Linked DNA regions of Homo sapiens: region 2 is linked to region 1. A link is an interaction called in ENCODE POLR2A ChIA-PET data of the cell type or tissue named here. Cell type or tissue: A673. All regions are shown on one strand. Each heading gives the region's core, and the rest is flanking DNA. Links, peaks and the distances in the headings are about the cores only.

Region 1 (5,382 bases), core at 205-5,204:
TGTCTCAGAAACAAACAAACAAACAAACCCTAACATGAAAGATCTCCTAGACACATCATGAAGTAAAAAAAGCAGGGTGTAAAATATTAACTGTATTGGAAACAAAGGAATTATTTGTGTATATCTGGACTTGCAAAGGAATGGGAATTTTCAGGTGAAATAAACAATACATTATTATTGGTGAAAGGGAGACTGACAGCCTGGGGTGGGAGGGAGATTTTTCATCTTATGTCTTTAGCAATAATTGAATATGTAATTGTGTGCAGTGGCACAATCATAGCTCACTGCAGCCTCGACCTCCTGGGCTCAAGTTATCCTCCCAGCTCAGCCTCCTGAATAGTTGGGACTAAGGTATGCACCACCATACCTGGCTAATTTTTAAACTTTTTGTAGAGATGAGGTCTTGCTGTTGCCTAGGCAGGTCTCAAACTCCTAGCCTCATGTGATTCTCCCACCTCTGCCTCTCAAAGTGCTGGGATAACAGGCGTGAGCCACTGCACCCTGCATTGCAATAATTTTTTAATCGATTTTTAAACAAAAGAGAGAGTGAATCTGGAAACTCAAGTCCCTAGAAGCCACACATATGTTTGTGACTCTTCCTGTCACCTGTTCAGTGCTATGGGGGCCCAGCAGCAGTGGTTTCTGACCCAGCCCAGAGTTGTCCCTGGGAAAACTGGTTTGCTTCAATGAGATTGTATTGCCTGTCTAATTTGTTTCTGCTTTGTGTTTTATAATTTACTCTGAAGATTATATTGTATTTTTTATTTTACTCTAAATTTTTTACAATAGCCGTTGGCCAAAAGCATTAATGATCTGATTTTGAGAGCTGTGTAAATTACCAGCCTGCACCAGCCCATTTCTCTCTTGCCCTGTCTAGGTTGTCCTCCCCAGAGCCCCCTCTGGAGATCTGAGGAGCAAATCCAACCCCATGACTCCCACCTCTGCTGAAAGCTGCCATGGCTCCCTACAGCTCTCAGCATAAGCAATAACAATAAGAGCACCCACTCATTGAGTGCTGACTACAGCCCCAGCCCTGAGGCTCGTGCTTTACATGGGTTATTGCCTGGAGATTTCACAAAAGCCCTGGGAAGCAGAGATCATCTAAACCAGCAGTCCCCAATTTTTTTTGGTACCAAGGACCAGTTTCACAGAAGACAAGTTTCCCACAGAATGGTGGTCGGGTGGGGGAATGGTTTTGAGATGAAACTGTTTCACCTCAGATCATCAGGCACTGGATTCTCATAAAGAGCACAGAACCTAGATCCTTCACGTGCACAGTTCCCGATGTGGTTCGTGCTCCTATGAGAACGAAATGCTGCTGCTGATGTGACAGGAAGTGGAGCTCAGGTGGTGATACTCACCTCCTGCCATGCGGCCCAGTTCCTAACAGGCCACGGACCCGTACCAGTCCTTGGCCCCAAGGTTGGGGACCCCGATCTAAATGATTTTAAAGGTAAGAAAACTGAGTCACAGAGAGGTGGAGTTATTTTCCAAGTTTACACAGCCAGGATCTGGCTGAGCCCAAATCTGAAATCCTACTTGGCTCAAAGGGCTGGATCTGGGTTGAGAAAGCATAAATAGGGCTGGAGAGGCCAGTAGGAGTAGATCGCGAAGCACCAGATGCTGAGGGTGAGGATAATGGGAGCCAGAGGAAACAAGGACCCTGAGTCCTCTGATATCTGTTTGGAACCATCTTGGGTGCCCCTTTCAAGACCTGCATGGTCATTTCCCTCCAAAAAGTGTTTCCTGCTTTTGTAGTCCATGGTTATTCATTCATTCGTTCATTCATTCAACAAATTCACGTGCCAGACGCTGTTAAGTCTAGGGACACAGACATGGTCCCACCAAATCAGACAAGGTCCCACTCTCCAGGAGCTCTAAACTCTATACTCTAGGAGTATAAACCAACAGTGACAATTCAGAGATCCATGTTTGGGTTAGAGGAAGCTCAGGGAGCCGGGGGGTTGTAGGAGCGTAAAGGAAATATCCAAACAGTCTGGGGTTGGGGTCAAGGGAGACTCCCTAAGCAGGTGCTGCCTCAGTTCAGCTCTGAAGATGGCAGATACCAAGGTGAAAGGAGAAAAAGGGATAGGAAACGGGGCAGAAGGAACATTCCGAACAAAGGGAACAGCATGTACAAAGGCCTGGAGGAGAGATTCTTGAAAGAAGAGACTTGGCCTGAATTGTCGTCTGCCAATTCCCCAATGCCTAGAACACTGTCAGGCACACAGTGGATGCTTAATAAATATCAGTTGAGTAAATAGAGCATGGCATGTTCAGGGGGCTGCAGGTGATTCAGGGCAGCTAGATGATAACCTGCAAGGCAAGGAGAGATCATGCAGAGGCTGGGGAGTTCCATAGGGGCCAGGTTAGGAAAGGTCTGGAATAGCAAGTTTATAATTTTGAGCACCAGAGAGCTGCTGACGGGTCTTGATTTGGGACAGGGGTTAGCAGGGAGGGTGCTTCATTGGAATGGTTTTGAAAGACCCTCCGGTTCAATATGTGGAAAATGACCTGGGAGGGGCCAGGCGCGATGGCTCATGCCTGTAATCCCAACATTTTGGGAGGCCAAGACAGGATTGCCTGGGCCCAGGAGTTCAAGACCAGCCTGGGCAATATGGCAAGACCCTGTCTCTATAAAAAATATAAAAATTGGCCAGGCATGGTGGCTGATGCCTGTAGTCCTAGCTACTCAGGAGGCTGAGGTGGGTGGATTGCTTGAGCCCAGAAGTTCAAGGCTGCAGTGAGCTGTGATTGCATCACCGCACTCCAGCCTGGGTAACAGAGTGAGATGAAAGAAGAAAGAAAGGAAGGAAGGAAGGAAGGAAGGAAGGAAGGAAGGAAGAAACAAAGAAAGGAAGGAAGAAAGAAAGAAAGAAAGAAAGAAAGAAAGAAAGAAAGAAAGAAAGAAAGAGAAAGAAAGAGAGAAAGAGAGAGAGGGAGGGAGGGAGGGAGGAAGGAAGGAAAGAAGGAAGGAAGGAAGGAAGGAAGGAAGGAAGGAAGGAAGGAAGGAAGGAAGGAAGGAAAGAAGGAAATAAATAAGCTCAATACCCCAAGCAATGCCTGCAACTGAGGATTCCTCCCAGGGAGACCACAGCCCATTGGCATGGCTCAATAGTTTGTGAACTGCAAAATCCAGCCTGGGAAGCTGGTTGTGTTCATCAACCCCACCTGCCCATACTGCTGGAAGACCCAAGAGATCCTCAGTCAATTGCCCATCAAACAGGGGCTTCTGGAAGTAGTAGTAGTAGCTGTCAATATCACAGCTTACTAACCACACCAACGAGATTCAAGATTATTTGAAACAGCTCACAGGAGCAAGAATGGTGCCTCGAGTCTTTATTGGTAAAGATTGTATAGGCGGATGCAGTGATCTAGTCACTATGTAACAGAGCAGGGAACTGCTGACGTGGCTAAAGCAGATTGGAGCCCTGCAGTAACCACAGAGCAGGCCCCATGCTGATGTCTCTCCTCAAGAGCTGGATGGCATTGCAAATGATGACATCACTTCTTGGTGGATGAATTTGGGGGCACAAACAGCTTTTTTTCTTCTTTTGGCTCAGTATTTGAAAGTTGATCAACTTGTTCTTAACCACAGGGCCAAGAAGGTTGACGGACCATCTTGGTTTTCTTCTGGATGCGCTCTTTGGTTTTCAAAAGACTGTGACAAGTTCTGGCCTAGGATTCGCTCACTGACCCTCAATTGTTCTTTCTCTTTGGCACGCATTTCTTACTGTTCCCCATGTGTTGGCATGCCCCTACCTCTAAGCCGGTGTTTTTCAACTATGTTTATCCAGACTCCTTCTCCACAATGATGAATCCAGTTGGTTTTCTGCTACTGCCCATTAGCTGAAATAATTTCGCTGCTTGACTTTATGGAGTTGGTGTTATTAAATTAGTGGGTATTTTGAATGTGCTCTTTCAAACTACATGCATCTCTCCACTCAACCCCACCCCATCCCATCCTGCCTTGAGAATCACTGCTCTGAACCAGTGTTCTCCACCTTGTCCTCTCACAGATCTCATAGGAAATGTTCAACAATTCTGTGAAGAGTCTCAGGACCCAATTGGAGAAATATGAAAAGTTAAGCTTAGTTGGTCTTGGTATCACATGGATCAGAGGCATAATTGCAGAGGCTGTGATTATGTGGGACACGCTGTTATTTAAGATGACCATCCAGATAATCCTGAACACTGTGTATTTATTTGATTTAGAGTACCAACAAGAATTAAAGCACAAAATGTAAAATATCTGAGGAAAACTTACAGCCCCCACCCCAAGAGTGTATCTGCGAAAGAGCACCCCACACTTTGAAAACTAAGAATCCCTTATCATGAAGTTTGCCTGTTCTAGAATTGTAAGATTGTTAATTTCCTTCTTCAGTCTCTAGTGAGAACGCTTAATTTATTTTCTAATAAAAAAATACCTATAGATTGAAAAAAACAAAAAGAAAATGACCTGGAAGGGACAAGGCTGGAGGCAGGGTGACCAGTGAGGAGGCTGGTTCCATAATTCAGATAAGAAAAGATGATTTAGAATCTCACCTTCTATCTTAGTCCATTTTCTTTTGCTTATAACGGAATACCTGAAACTGAGTAATTTATCAAGAAAAGGAATTTATTTCTTACAGTTATGGAGGCTGAGAAGTCCAAGGTCGAGGGGCCACATCTGGTGAGGGCCTTCTTGCTGATAGGGACACTTCACAAGGACCCAAGGTGACACAGAACATCACAGGGAGAAGGGGCTGAGCATGCTAGCTCAGATCTCCTTCTTCTTATAAAGCCACCAGTCCCTCTCCCATGATAACCCATTAATCCATTAGCCCATCAATCCATTAATCCATAAATGGATTAATCCATTTATGAAGGCAGAGCACTCACGACCCGATCACCTCTTAAAGGCCCCACCTCTCAATACTGCCACATTTGGAATTAAATTTCAACATGAGTTTTAAGGGGGCAAATACTTAAAACATAGCACCTTCTAACCAGCTACAATACTGCCCAGCTGCCCACTCAGGATTACTGAGAACCCCAGAATCTTGTCCAGCCCAGTACTGTCCTCCATGTTGACTCTCATCAGCAAAGAGGAAATCCAGATATCACCTAGGTCTCCCGGAACTATACTCCTAGTAATGCTGCCAAAGATGGCACTTATGTCCAGGTGAGCATACGGTCTTTTTTGTACCTTTCTAATTATCCAAGTTATATAGGTATATCGGTCATTGTCCCATTGGAGAAATAGAAGGCCCTTAAGATATTTCAAGCAGAGAGGGACTGAATGCATAAAATTTATTACAAAATTGTTGGCTAGGAGAAGCAGAAGAGCAAACAGGAACAGAAGGTGGCACCCAATTATCAAGAAGCTGGTACACTCCATGC
Region 2 (5,382 bases), core at 125-5,124, 120 kb before region 1:
CAAATAGGGAAGTTTTGAATCATTCCTGAGATTTGACCACTCTGAATAATAAGAGTTGGGATTCATTTCTTCAACAAAGTGCCAACCATATGAGGTACTGTGATGAGTACTGGGCACATAAGTGTGAACAAGACAAACACTGCCTTGTTATCAGAGCTTAACAATCTAGAACAGTGTTCAATTGAAATATAGTACAGGCCACAGATGTAATTTAAATTTTTTAGTAGCCACATTTAAAAAGAAACAGGTAATAATATGTTTATTTAATCTAACATACCCAAAATAGTATCATTTCAACATGTAATCTATATTAAAAAATTATTCATTTGTTATTTTACATTCTTTTTTTCACACTAGGTCCTTGGAATCTGGTATGTATTTTACACTTATGGTGTTTCTCAATACAGACTGGCCCAATTTCATGTGCTCAACAGCCATATGAGGCCAGTGGCTATAGTACTGAACAGCACAGGCCTAGGGGATTTCCATCTGAAGGGTTCCAGCTCCCTGATACAAGCTAAAATGGATTTGCCTTTCCAGCAACATTGAGTGAAATATGGACGCAAAAAGTTGAAGTCCTGTCTGTTCGTGAAAGAGTCACACTAAAAATTATGAAGCTAACTCAACACCCTGACCAAGAAATAAACTTCCTAATTTATATTTACCCAATAGTCACCACTGAGAGAGTGACTGCTTATACAAAACAAAACAAGAATTGTAAGCAGGGAAGAAGCTCAGAGCTGTCAAACTGATTTCACCAAAGGGAAGCCAAAGGGCTCTTGATCCACAAAAAGAATGTAACACTCACAGCCTGTCACAGAGGTCAACAGCTCAGGCTGAGCTCTCCCTGTGTCTTACACAACCAATCCCCAGAGGCTTAAGCCATTCTTACCAGTCACCTTTGGAGATTAATTTGTTTTGGTATCCGAAAGGTATTTGGAATCCCTCAAGATGAAGGAATGACAAAAGCAACTGTTCTTAATAAAGTCATTTCTCTGCCTCTGCTGCCCACAGGACTAGAGAAAAAATGATTAACTCTTAACTTCTGAACATCAGCCTTTAAGGGTTTTTACAATCTTCTACAATTCCCTGCCTTACTCCCAATAGGTGGTGAGTGGTATAAAAGCTAAGCATTTCCCACCATCCAACCACACAGCTGGTAGCCTTTCTAGGATAAAGGATTCCCACTCACTCAAAGCTCAGAGTAGGCTTCACGATAATAGATAGATGCCTTTACTCGCCAATAATCTTGAGGCCTATTGCCTGTGTGTGTGCGTGTCTCCATCCATGCCCCTGAAAACAGAAATCAAGACATCTTCATGAAAGCTTTGAAGGAGTTAAAAAAATTAAATAAGCAATCTGCCTAGGATACTCCCTGCGTACCCAGACAATATCCAACCTAAGCTTTGGGTTTCATTTTTCCCTCTTTTTTTTTAATTAAAAAGCAGTGAGAAGCTGTAGCTATAATGAGGGGCTGTGGGAACATGCAGTTATATTGAGCTCAAAGTAATGTACCATAGGAAGAGGCTACATCACCAGAACGAATCCTAAATTAAAACTCCACTATGAAAGCAACCCCATTTCCTCTGAGCACGCAATCTATATTATCACATTTATGGGCTATCTCGACCTCAATTAGGCTTGGGGGCAGTGGGGAAAAAAGAGAACTTCTATAATGAGCAATAATGGTATCATTATGATAAATTATGAAAACACATAATGCAAGTATTAATGTGAAGAGCGCATTTGTATCAGAATATAAAAGTGTAAATGTGTGCATGTGTGTGTGTCTAAATATAGCTCAACATTCCAAGTTCCCTGGCTAAGAAAGGGGATAATTCGTAAAAGGTACTTTTATGAAAAAAGATGTCCAATTCTAATGAGAAAATGGAAAAAGTCAAAGGAAACCTTCTAAACATTGTAATAAACCAAGAATTCTTCATCTAGAACTTAGGAGCTTGGCTAACTTCAGAAAATGATCTTCCAAATGGGGCATGAAGTACTGTTTCCTAGATATCAAACAACAGGAAAGACTTAGTAATTTGAGCTAGGAGAAAGAGATAATCTAGTCTCTCTCTCTCTTTATATTAATAGAATAGGGAAATCTGAGGCCAGTGAGTTTAAGCAACTTGCCTATGGTGAGCAAGACCACAAGGCTTCTAAATCCCAATATAGTGCTTTTCCTTTTTCTCCATGTTAACTTAAAACTGGCTGGAAAGAAAATAAGAGGACCCTGAAGAAGTCACTAGTAAATAAGTAAACAAAGCTACTATTAAAATATAAGAACACAGACTAGTGGCTATTTTAGACAGGCTATAACTAGAAACGACCATCAACAGGAAAAGGCTTTCAATTCATTATTGCTAGAGTTAATGATTCCTAACCTGTTTGCAATGGTGATATCCTGTATGGAGAATGAGTTTTGAAGTCAATTTTTCCTAAATTCAAATCCTAGCACCTCTACTCAGCAGTCCTGGAAAGTAAGTTACTCCCTCTACGCTTCAGTTTTCTCAGTCTATAAGCTGGGAACAATAACCTCTTTCACACAGACATTTATGCATATATGTATGCATGTACATAAAGGCCTATGTTTCTTTTCTTTTCTTTTTTTGAGACGGAGCCTCACTCTGTCACCCAGGCTGGAATGCAGTGGTGCGATCTCGGCTCACTGCAATCTCCTCCTCCAGGGTTCAAGCGATTCTCCTGTCTCAACCTCCTAAGTAGCTGGGACTACAGGCACGTGCCAGCACACCCAGCTCATTTTTTTATTTCTGGTAGGGATGGGGTTACACCATGTTGACAAGGCTGGTCTCGAACATCTGACCTCAAATGATCAGCCTGCCTCGGTCTCCCAAAGTGCTGAAATTACAGGCATGAGCCACTGCGCCCAGCCTAAAGGCTTGTGTTCCTAAAGTACAGAGCAGTTTGGCCCATAGAAAACAACACACTGAGCTCCCTATTTCTCCTGACATACTTGATTAAGAAATCAAAGAGGCGGCTGGGCGCAGTGGCTCATGCCTGTAATGCCAGCACTTTGGGAGGCAAGGCAGGCAGGCAGATCACCTGAGTTTAGGAGTTCGAGACCATCTTGACTAACCCGATGAAACCCCATCTCTAGTAAAAATAAAAAATTAGCCAGGTGTGGTGGTGGGTGCCTGTAATCCCAGCTACTGGGGAGCCTGAGGCAGGAGAGTTGCTAGAACTGGGGAGGCAGAGGTTGCCGTGAGCTGAGATTGCGCCATTGCACTCCTGCCTGGGAAAACAAGAGTGAAACTCCGCCTCAAAAAAAAAAAATCAAAGAGGCTCAAGGTTGGAAAGAACTCTGACCATTAATAGTTAGGTTTTTAAATGTGGGTCCCTTTTTAATGTCAAAATATTTGACAAGACCAACCGGGTGCAGTGGCACACGCCTGTAATCTCAACAATTTGGGAGGCAGAGGCAGGAGGCTCACTTGAGCCCAGGAGTTCGAGACCAGCCTGAGCAACATAGTGAGGACCTGTCTCTATAAAAAATTTAAAAAATTAGCCGAGCATAATGGCACGCACCTGTAGTCCCAACTACTCAGGAGGCTGAGGTGAGAGGATCACTTGAGCCCAGGAGGCTGCAGTAAGCCAAGGTCATGCCACTGTATTCCAGTCTGGGTGACACAGAGAGACCCTGTCTCAAAAAAAAAAAAAAAAAAAAAGATTGACAGGACCACCCGCCCTCGGACTTCCATTTTTTGGTACCCAATGATTAAGACACAATGACAACAAACAAATAAATTACTATCTATTATTTGGTAATACTTTTCATTGAATTTGTGTTTTAATGTCCACATTGACAAATAAAGAGAGGGGAGACAGAGATTATGTACTCATTTCTCGGAAAATGCTTGTGTACATCTGGATCCACAACTTCTTGCAATAATTCTGAGGCTCTAGAGACAGTTCAGGCATCAGGCATCCTTGATCTCACCCAGTCATCTATCTTAAGTTTGAATCCTTTTTAACATATCTCTCCCCAGGCATATGCCAGGGCTTTCCTAACACCTCCAGTGACCAGACACTCACCTCCTCCCTAAACTGTGCCCCCTCCACCTTTGAATCACTCAGTTAGGAAGCTCATTCAATTGAGGAGAAACCTTTCCACTTACACTCTCCTTCCATGGTTCCTAATACTTCTAATACTTCCCCCCTTAAGGAAATGTAAAACATTTCTAGTCTCGCTCACATTTAAAAAAAAAATTACATTTTTCAAGACAGCAATCCTTCTTATTTCTTCCTTCCCAATGCCTTTTCGAGAATAAACACTTTCAATAAGAAGGTCAGACAGGGGGCAACAGAGGAGAAGAGGGGGGTATACACATAATTACATTCCTTCCTACCATTATTTTGGAATTTCATAATTTTAAAGCATTCTAATACCTCTTGGAATAATTAGACATGTGGAACGTCGCAAACCCGCTTGTGGATGCATTGGTCTAACCAAATTGAAATGCTCAGAAATCATCTGCTGTTAACCTCTTCTTATTACCTTTTGTCAGAATAAAAGGGAGTTTTCAACATTCATTTTTACCAGATGGTAGTGAGTGGCCTGACCCAGAAGTTACAGATGAGTTGCAGTAATGAGTTTTCCCTTGACTTTACTGGCTGCACATTCACTGGTGACATTTTACAACTAGGACTTCTGGCTCAATCAATATTTGCAGGCATGAAACCTGCCAAAGTTAACATCAGGGCTCCCTTGCAAATTTGCTTAAGGCACCACAAATGAAACAGCTCACACTCTAATGCTGCAACTATCATCAGCCAAAGTTCATAATTAGAGATCAAAGTAATCAGAGACAGAAAATTCCACCCACCTCAAAGGGTTGTTGTGATGATTAAACAATACACCTTACAAAGGTGCCCTAGGTAAACTATAAATTGCTATACCAATGAAAGGTGTTATCATCATCATATTTTTAGGAAATGTCTGAGTGAAAATGCCAGATATTCAAATATAAATACATATTACACCTCTGCAAATTTGCAAGACTGGCTTCAAAAAAAGATCAATTAATTATGTCAACCTACTACCTTTTTTTCTGGAGGAAAAAAAAGATATCAAGCGCTCCTCAAAATCCCAAAGCAGAGTCTTTGCAAAATGTAAAAGAGAAGCACCATTTATTCCCAATTAAAAACAAATTACAGGCAACAAGACCACAGTAATTACTGGAGAATATGGTCTTTATCAATGTTCACAATGAAGGGGAAAATATCAATGTATCAAAAATCAAAATTACAAACAGTCTCACTTATGATCTGTAATCTGATTGGCTGACAGCTAAGATGGATGTGATGTACGATTTAAATCACTAGTCATAAAGACTTAATCCATTTTTCCTACCAAAAAATTAT

What was found. ChIA-PET counts read pairs that join two places held together with the same protein. Peaks named below come from ENCODE experiments on the same cell type or tissue, not always from the same donor. Only the 100,000 strongest peaks of a DNase experiment are listed, where the experiment ranks them.
Region 2: POLR2A ChIA-PET joins it to region 1 with 5 read pairs; 2 of 35 experiments call an interaction of 5 or more read pairs at or near these places.

The regions. Positions count from the first base shown.
Region 1 is chr20:37,600,910-37,606,291 of GRCh38, reverse strand. It overlaps the pseudogene GLRXP1. Among named protein-coding and RNA genes, the nearest start is that of LINC00489, 20 kb to the left of the region's middle. In A673, for the core only: no CTCF peak of the experiment used is centred there; no DNase peak of the experiment used is centred there.
Region 2 is chr20:37,723,213-37,728,594 of GRCh38, reverse strand. The region is part of intron 1 of CTNNBL1 (catenin beta like 1); the gene reads right to left. Among named protein-coding and RNA genes, the nearest start is that of CTNNBL1, 32 kb to the right of the region's middle. In A673, for the core only: no CTCF peak of the experiment used is centred there; DNase peaks (open chromatin) are centred at 1,224, 1,544 and 2,034; H3K4me3 peaks cover 1,219 bases; H3K27ac peaks cover 2,385 bases.